Regions from separate parts of the Homo sapiens genome. Here region 2 is linked to region 1. A link is an interaction called in ENCODE POLR2A ChIA-PET data of the cell type or tissue named here. Cell type or tissue: K562. All regions are shown on one strand. Each heading gives the region's core, and the rest is flanking DNA. Links, peaks and the distances in the headings are about the cores only.

What was found. Peaks named below come from ENCODE experiments on the same cell type or tissue, not always from the same donor. Only the 100,000 strongest peaks of a DNase experiment are listed, where the experiment ranks them.
Region 2: POLR2A ChIA-PET joins it to region 1 with 6 read pairs; 1 of 35 experiments calls an interaction of 5 or more read pairs at or near these places.

What each region holds. Positions count from the first base shown.
Region 1 is chr1:109,530,245-109,534,635 of GRCh38, forward strand. No RefSeq gene overlaps it. Among named protein-coding and RNA genes, the nearest start is that of GPR61, 7.4 kb to the right of the region's middle. RefSeq lists a silencer at 423-591. In K562, for the core only: CTCF peaks have their summits at 2,228 (motif pointing left) and 2,787 (motif pointing left); DNase peaks (open chromatin) are centred at 2,217 and 2,767.
Region 2 is chr1:108,911,503-108,915,893 of GRCh38, forward strand. It overlaps GPSM2 (G protein signaling modulator 2), which reads left to right. Exons shown (of 15, transcript NM_013296.5): 11 at 2,836-2,906. Among named protein-coding and RNA genes, the nearest start is that of GPSM2, 37 kb to the left of the region's middle. In K562, for the core only: no CTCF peak of the experiment used is centred there; a DNase peak (open chromatin) is centred at 1,739; H3K4me3 peaks cover 150 bases.

The DNA.
Region 1 (4,391 bases), core at 242-4,241:
CAGCCCAGAAGCCATGAGTCCATCTCTCTGGGCTCCAGGATTGAAGGAGTAGAGCTTTTGTGTGTGAACTCCAAGGAGCTCAGCTAGCGTAGCAGCGCTGGAGAGAAGCACAGCCAGAGTGCCAGAGAAGGCAGCCACTAGGCTGCTTTCCCCTAGACAGACGGGGTATTGATCCTGCTTGCACGCCACCCCCCTCTCCCCAACACTCTCCACTTCATGGCGCAGCTAATGGCCTGGAAAAAACTGGCCAGCTGTTCCCCAGCTGTGACATAATGAGCTCAGGGACGATCAATGCCGTTCCGGTCTCTAATTAGGCCAGGGAGCTGGCTGCAGCGAGAGTGCGGCCTGTTTCTTGAGGGCACCACTTCTACTCCAGTCCCCAGCTGCTGTCTGTTGGCAGCCACCTGGGCCCATGCATCTACGTACCAGAGGAGCAGACAGGGCCCTCCAGCGGCCCTTGGGAGGGTCATTTGACCCAGAGCTCCTTTTCCAGCAGCAGAAGTAGCGACTTCATACGCACATTAGGTGGGGAGCCTGGCCTGCACGTGAAGCTCAGGACTCCCTCCAGCTGCGGTAGCACCCCTCTCTCTGCCTGGGTCTGTCACTCATCCAGTGGCCTTCAACTGCAACCCTCCAACTCCCTACCCCTGAAGCCCTGCCCAGGACCCTTCCCACTACTGGTCCTGAATGCTAAGCCCAGGACTGCAAGGAAGAGGCTGGTAGCACAATTGGCTTCTAGCCCAGCCTCCCTCTGCTATTTATACCCTCAGTCCAGGGAGAGATGGATCCGATACTCAGTGTATGCACTGCAGAGGAGGAAGTGAAGATGGAGAGAGAGATGGAAAGCGAAGGGGGAAAGGTGTACACTGAGGCAAAGAAACAGAGAGGTCAAGGAGCAGAGGCCCACGGCCAAGAGGCTCCAGGACTCAGAGAGTTCTGAGAACAGGATGCAGAGAGCAGACGACAGATCAAAGAAGAGAAACCAAATAAGGGAGACAGGAAAAGTGAGAAAATGGGGCCATCAAGGAAGAAAGGAGATGAGATAGAAGAACCAGGACACACCCTGTGCTTGTGGGGGTCAGGCCCCAGGTGCTGGATCAGATGTCTGATCAGGGAAGCGGAGGTGCTGGACACACACTGTCCAGGGGCCTGGTGTGAAATTACAGGAGTTGGGAGAGAGTGCCTCAGAGGCACAGGAGCAGGGCTATGTGGGTGTGAGCAGAGGCTGGTCTGGAGGGACAGGGCTGGGCAGGACAGGCTAGGGATAGGAAGGCCAGGCAGGGATCCCCTCCTAGAACTGTGGCTGTGGGTTCCACTCTCTGTGGGTGGAGGTTCAGGTTCAGGCAGGGAGCTAGAAGCAGGTGTCAGCAATGCGGGGAGGAGAGAAGGGGACTGTTGTGGGGATTTGGGAGTAAGGAGGGCCGGAAGGGAGGGACGTCTAGGCTTCCTGCAGCCTCTACTTCAAGGAAGCTCAACATAGCTCCACGGCCTGGGACAGGGCATTCTTCAGCCAGCTTCCAGCCATCCTGCCATTCACACAATCACACAAATCAGTCAGATGGAGCCCCTGAGAGGGGTCTTCCTGAGATCCAGCTGACCCTGGTCATTCCTTTCTCAGTCTTTTCCCAGTCCTAGGACTGCACCTCTTCATGACTGTGGTTTCCAGAATAATGGCCTGGTTTGTAGAGATCAGAAATGCCCACTGCTGTTTCCTGTATCCCTCCACCCACCCAGACTGAGCCTCTGAAGCTGTCCGGGGCCTGGAGAGAGAAGCCACTCAAGGACAGCAGCTGCTGACTCAGACGCTCAAATTCTCGGGCGGAAAAGGACCTTAGAGAATGCCTAAAATCGTGGCCCAATCCCTCATTGGAAGCTGGGGCTCCGAAAAGCCGGGGCTCCGAAAAGCTGGGAGAGCAGCCCAAAGCGTACTGCCCACTAAATGTGGATGCACGCTGGACCGCCGGTTCAGGCCTCCTTCTGGGACACCAGTCGGCCCATCTCTTCCTCATAAGCTCTTAGGAGTAGGAGGGATTTTATTTAACGAGCCAGGGCCCTCTCGCCTGGTCCTCCCAGCCGACTGTGATGGTGTAAAAAGGTCAGAGTCCACAGGACCACCATAGGACCACGGTCTCCAGGAGGGAGAAGGCAGGTGGCGGTTGGGCGGGGAGAAGCCTGTCACCGGGGACTGCAGTCAACTCTTTGCAGCTCTGTGGCCAACACTGCCCCCTTGTGGTTGCTGGCTGTCAAGGCAGTCTGGGGGCCGGAAATGGAGAGGCTTGGGTCCTCTTTCCCACCCAGGACCTCACCCTCTAGGAACCCCTGCCTCGTGCGATGCTGATTTACATCCTCCAGGGATACCCCTCCAGGGGAGGCCATCCAGGAGACTGAGCTTCCACTTGCCATTCTGCAGTAGGGTCCCCAGGCATGTGGGTGAGGGCTGACCACCTCCCGGGCGCCCAGAAACCCCAGGGGCCACTCACAAGCTATCTCTGGATCCCCAAGGAGTCCCCCAGAGTTCTAGGTCTGGAAGTCTGTCCCTCCCTTCAACCAATGGGCATAAGAGTCGGGGGGTGCTATTTTTAGGTGGGGCAGGAACGCAGGGAGAGGACTTTGGAGGGAAGGAGATGTCTGGGAAAGAGGTCACAGGACCAGTATCATTGTGCTCAGTGGTGTCCAGCCTGGACAGGGAAGAGTCAGGTTCCCTTGGGCTCAGCAGGGGTTGGCTTGGCTGAGGATGAGATGGTTAGGGGCGACTGACCCAGAGACATAGAGCAGGGGTGCCCCCCAGAGTCAGACACCAGGCACTGCTGGGAGTGCTCTGTGGAGCTCTCAGTTGGGAAACCCAGCCCAGTTCTTTTTGTTTTCAGGCCAGGGCCAAAGAAGTAGGCCTTGAACTGGGCGTTCCAGGGTGGAAGGACCAGCCGATAGTCCAGATGCCATGTCCTCTCAGGACAGGCTGGACAGCTTCTTATGATATCATTACTCTATAGGGAGAATTTCCTGGCACTCAAATTACCACTCCACCTTTTCCCCTCCTCTCCGAAGAATGGACATGGTCAGTCATGAGTACCTGGGCCAAAGATCCTCAGAGCCCCACCTAAGAAACATGAGAGTCATTTGATGCTGTATCACTTCATCTGTGACCTCCCCTTTCTCCTGAGTGCACTCTGTCACACATTCACATGCACTATCTCCTTGATGACCTATATGGATTTTTATTTCTCCCTCTGGGCCTGAATGACAAGGAAAATCCCTCGTCTCTGATTCAACCCCTTGCTCTGGAACTTGTGGGTTCAGTAAATACTTATCAAAGGACCCACCAAAAGACAGGAGGCTGGGCCTGGAATCCCAGCATTTTGGGAGGCCAAGGTGGGAGGATTGCTTGAGCCCAGGAGTTTGAGACCAGCCTGGGCAACATGGCGAGACTCCCATCACTATAGGCGGGCAGATCATGAGGTCAGGAGATTGAGACTGTCCTGGCTAACATGGCGAAACCCCGTCTCTACTAAAAAAAAAAAAAAAAAAAAATTAGCCGCGTGTGGTGGTGGGCGCCTGTAGTCCCAGCTACTCGGGAGGCTGAGGCCGGGGAATGGCGTGAACCCAGGAGGTGGGGCTTGCAGTGAGCCAAGATCGTGCCAGTGCACTCCAGCCTGGGCGATAAAGCGAGACTCCGTCTCAAAAATAAAATAATAAGATAAAATAAAATAAAATAAAAATAAAAAATTAGCTGGGTGTGGTGGCACACCTGTGGTCCCAGCTACTCGGGAGGCCGAAGCAGGAGGATCACTTGAGCCTGGGAGGTCGAGACTGCAGTGAGCCATGTCTGCGCCACTGCACACTCCAGCCTGGGTTTCAGAAAGAGACTCTATCTTAAAAAAAAAAAAAAAAGATAGGAGATGGGCACATCTGTGGCCTTATGTTTCCCTGCTCAAGACATTTTGCTATGTTGACTTCTCAGTCTGGCTTCTCAGCCTGGCTTGCAGGGGGCGCAGTCCCATAAATCTACCATAAATCTACCTTTCTATTCTCACTTCTTCCCTACAGCCAGATTATTTTTCAGTCAAATTGGAGAACTCACAGTGCCCTAATATTTCCTAAACTTGCTATTTCCATATTTTTGGTAGGCCTTCTTTTTCCATCTAGACTACTGTCCTCAGCCTCTTTCAGTTACTCACAGTTAAAATCCTACTCCTCCTTTAAGACCCGTGCCACTTCCTTCATGAAGTCTTCCTAGATTTCATGAGGAAGTAAGTTCACTTTTTCCTTTGAATCTCCCCAGCAATTTCACCATCCCTTGACACTTACAGCCTGCATTGTCCCCATCCTAGACATAAGCACCAAGAAGGCAAGTCTGTATTTGTTTAATCTTTGTAACCCTCTTCCTCACTTCC
Region 2 (4,391 bases), core at 165-4,164, 620 kb before region 1:
GGCAACACAGCGAAACTCCATCTCAGAAAAACAAAAACACAAGCAAACAAACAAAAACCAAAGTAAATGAAGAAGGTCACTTTACGGTGGTACTTACCAGTGATTAACAGTTCAATTCACCAGGAAGATGAATGCATTAAATGTGTCTGGGCTTAATAGGTGTTTATAACAAGGCCTCAACGTACATAAAGCAAAATTGACCAAAGAAATAGGAAAATCTACAATCATAACGGGAAATTTTAATACATATCTCTTAGTAATTGATGGGTGATAAACCATACTCAAGTGGGAAGACAATTTTTTTTTTTTTTTTTTTTTTTTAAAGACAGGCTCTTACTCTGTCACCAGGCGGAACTGCAGTGGAGTCATCTCAGCTTACTGCAGCCTCTACCTCCCAGGCTCAAGCAATCTGCCCACCTCAGCCTCCTGAGTAGCTGGGACTATAAGGCACATGCCACCATGTCTGGCTGATTTTTATATTTTTTTGCAGATATGGGGTTTTGCCATGTTGCCCAGGCTAGTCTCGAACTTATGAGTTCAAGGGATCTGCCCACCTCAGTCTCCCAAAGTGCTGGGATTACAGGCATGCACCACCGTGCCCGGCTGACAAAATTTTATAAAAGATTTCAGTTCTTCTCAAATTGATAAAAATTAAGTGCACTGCCAAACACATCACAATTATTTTGTGGAACTTCATGAAGTTATTCATAAGTTTATATGAAACAAAAAAGTTCTGAGAAATACCAAAACATTCCTAAGAATATGAAAAGTGCTTTCTTTACAGATATAAGTAATAAGACAGTGTGCTGTTGGCATAAAGACAAATAGACCAGTGGAATCGAGTAGAGAGCCTATATTCCTCACATATATGGAAAATAATCTCACATAAAAATGAATTATTGATGGATTAAGGATTTCAATGTGAAAGACAGATTTAGAGCAGTAATAGTGATGATGCAGGAGAGGTGCAGTGGCTCACACCTGTAATCCCAGCACTTTGGGAGGTTGAGGCAGGAGGATCGCTTGCATCCAGCAGTCAAGACCAGCCTGGGCAACATAGGACCCCTGTCTGTATAAAAAAAAAAAAAAAAAATGGACATGGTGTTGCATGCCTATAGCCCCAGCTACTTGGTAGGCTGAGGTGGGAGGATCGCTTTGAGCCCAAGAGGTCACCTAAGCTGCAGTGAGCTGTGATTGCGCCACTGCACTCCAGCCTGGGCAACAGAGCAAGACCTCTTCTCAAAAAAAGAGATCGGGGGCCGGCCAGGCATGGTGGCTCACACAAGTAATCCCAACACTTTGGGAGTTGAGGTGGGCAGATCACTTGAGGTCAGGAGTTCGAGACCAGCCTGGCCAACATGGTGAAACCCTGTCTCTACTTTAAAAAAAAAAAAGGGTGGGGGGGACACGGGGCGGGGGGCAAAAGTGATGAACAGTACACAAATAGCCCATAAATATATGAGAAGATATTTAACTTCATCTCATCAGCAAACATCACAGTGGAGTACTGGTAGAAACTTATGAGGTAAACAAAAATTACTACCAGTATTCAAATGATGCAGGGTAATGGAAACTCTTGTGTGGTATTGATGGGATAGAAATTGGTATACCCTGAAGTACAATCCAGCAACATTCTGGTGAAGTTAAAGATGCGCCAACTGGATGATCCAGCTGTTTCACTCCTGTTGTGCTCCCAGTTATATACTGCTGATACCCACCAAACTAGAAGAAATGCTTGTTCATGTACACTGAGAGACGTTTCCAAGAATATCTGTAGTGTGCTTATCATAGCAAAAAAATTGGAAGCAACCCAAATATCTGTCACTAATAAAATGGATGATTTCCTAGTCCACTCTACAGTCTGTTATTTTTGAGACTGTGTGGATAGTATAAACCAGTTATTATAAAAAAGCCTTTGCCAAAAACAGCAATGAAAATGAATTAAGGTATACATGGCAACTTGGATGAATCTCACAAACATAAGGTTTCTCAAAGATGGTTGCAGAATACATACAGTATGATACCATTTATAAATGTTTCAAAACCAATATAGCTCTAAAACCAATATAGTTTCAAAAGCAATATAGCACATGCTGTATTGCTAAGAAATACATACATTTGTAATGAAAATGCATAAAAGCGCAGGGAAGACAAGGGAAATTATGAGGGGAGTTATACAAGGGGAGTTTAATGTGTTTGTAATGTTTCTTTTTTTAAGCTGGGTATTAGGTATTTCTTATGCCTTTTAAAATATTGCCTAATATTTTAAAACATTGAATGGATATGGAAATTCTCTGTATTTAATAACTTTATTGAAAAAAGTTTAAGGACTCGTTTACTTGTTTTCTGACTGGCAGTAAGTCTGTCATCTAATGAGATCTTAAAATAGAAAGGGGTAACCTAGAAAAGAGTAACAGCATAGTAGTGGGGATGCTATTTTGATTCTTTTCACGCAATTGAAGGCCTACAGCCTTTTCCTTCTGTTATAAGGAATAAACTGCTCTACAGATTGTTATTTTTGAAACTGTGTGGATAGTATAAAACCAGTTGTTATAAAATGCCTTTTTCAAATTAAGGGGTAATGTAGTAACCAGTGTTAGTTTCCAACCAAAATGTAACTTCCTTACATCAAAGCATTTTAGAGGGGAATGTATATTCTATTTTTGTGTAGCTGGTATAGAAAATTATTATTCTTGGAAGAATACATATTTGTACAGGTTTTCTCGTTTCATATGGGTTTGTGTATCAGATTTTAGAACTGAATAATGTAATGATGCTGAACTTGTACTCTTAAGGGCTCCCTGGTTTATTTGAATTAATTTTTTTTAAACAAAGGTGTACGCCCCAAGTTGGGACGCCGGCATAGTATGGAAAATATGGAACTTATGAAGTTAACACCAGAAAAGGTGGGTGGCAGGTTTTATGTTTTAAATTTCATGAACTATTATAAAATGTTTTAGTAATTTTTAATTTAATGAAATAATTTAAATAAGGCTTGCCCTATATAGGTATCACTTTAAAATTTGCCTGTAAAAAAAAAGTCAGAAAAAGTATAGTGCAAAAAGAATGAGTACCGTATGCTGCCATCTGTTTAAGAAAAATACATGCATATATTTCCTTTGTAGATTCCTAAAACATTCTGGAATAAGATATAAGAAACGGGCTAACAATGATTTCTTCTGGGAAGAGGACTGAGTGTCTGGGTTAGGCTAGAAATACTTTATATACCAGTTTGAACTGTTTGAATCATTTACTATGCAAATGTATTACTTTTAATTAATAGAAGATCAGGAAGATCAAAAGGACAAGCTTTTTTCCCCAACTACATAGCAACATTATTGCCAAGATAAATGAAATTTATGATCAAGAGGAGAGTTGTTTTTCTGGCTGCATTCTTGAAAAGCATTTTTTTTTAACAAGTACTTTGTATTGAAGATACATCTTCCCTAGGCTTTTTCTTGCAGGAGAGGGGTGCACAGTAAAAGGGAAGGGACTTCATAATTAGAAACAGGTTATTGAAGAAAACATCAAGGCTACTTTTTTCCGTTTCCTTTGAACTGAATAATTACATTGTCAAAATAGGCTCTCGGCCGGGCACGGTGGCTCGCGCCTGTAATCCCAGCACTTTGGGAGGCCGAGGTGGGTGGATCACGAGGTCAGGAGATCGAGACCATCCTGGCCAACATGGTGAAACCCTGTCTTTACTAAAAATACAAAAATTAGCTGGGTGTGGTGGTGTCCGCCTATAGTCCCAGCTACTCGGGAGGCTGAGGCAGGAGAATCGCTTGAACCTGGGAGGCGGAGGTTGCAGTGAGCTGAGATCGCGCCACTGTACTCCAGCCTGGCAACAGAGCGAGACTTGTCTCAAAAAAAAAAAAAAAAAAATAGGTTCTCATTCTTTTATGTATATTTTTATTTCTTTTTTTTCTTTTTTGTTTTTTTTGAGACGGAGTCTCGCTCTTTGGCCAGGCTGGAGTGCAGTGGCGCGATCTCAGCTCACTGCACCCTCCACCTCCCAGGTTCATGCGATTCTCCTGCCTCAGCCTCCCGGGTAGCTGGGACTGCAGGCGGGCACCACCACACCCAGCTAATGTTTGTATTTTTAGTAAAGACAGGGTTTCACCGTGTTGGCCACGATGGTCTCGATCTCCTGACCTCGTGTTCCGCCCACCTCTGCCTCCCAAAGTGCTGGGATTACAGGCGTGAGCCACTGCTCCTGGCCTTTCTTTATTTTACTTATTTTATTTAGCCACTGTGGTATATTTTTAAAAATGCTTTTATAAAATACCTTCATTACAGCAACTTTAGAAAATCTGAACACAGAAATCAAGATAATCAGTAATTCTGCCTCCTGATGGTAACTGCAGTTATTTTGGCATCTATTCATCTGG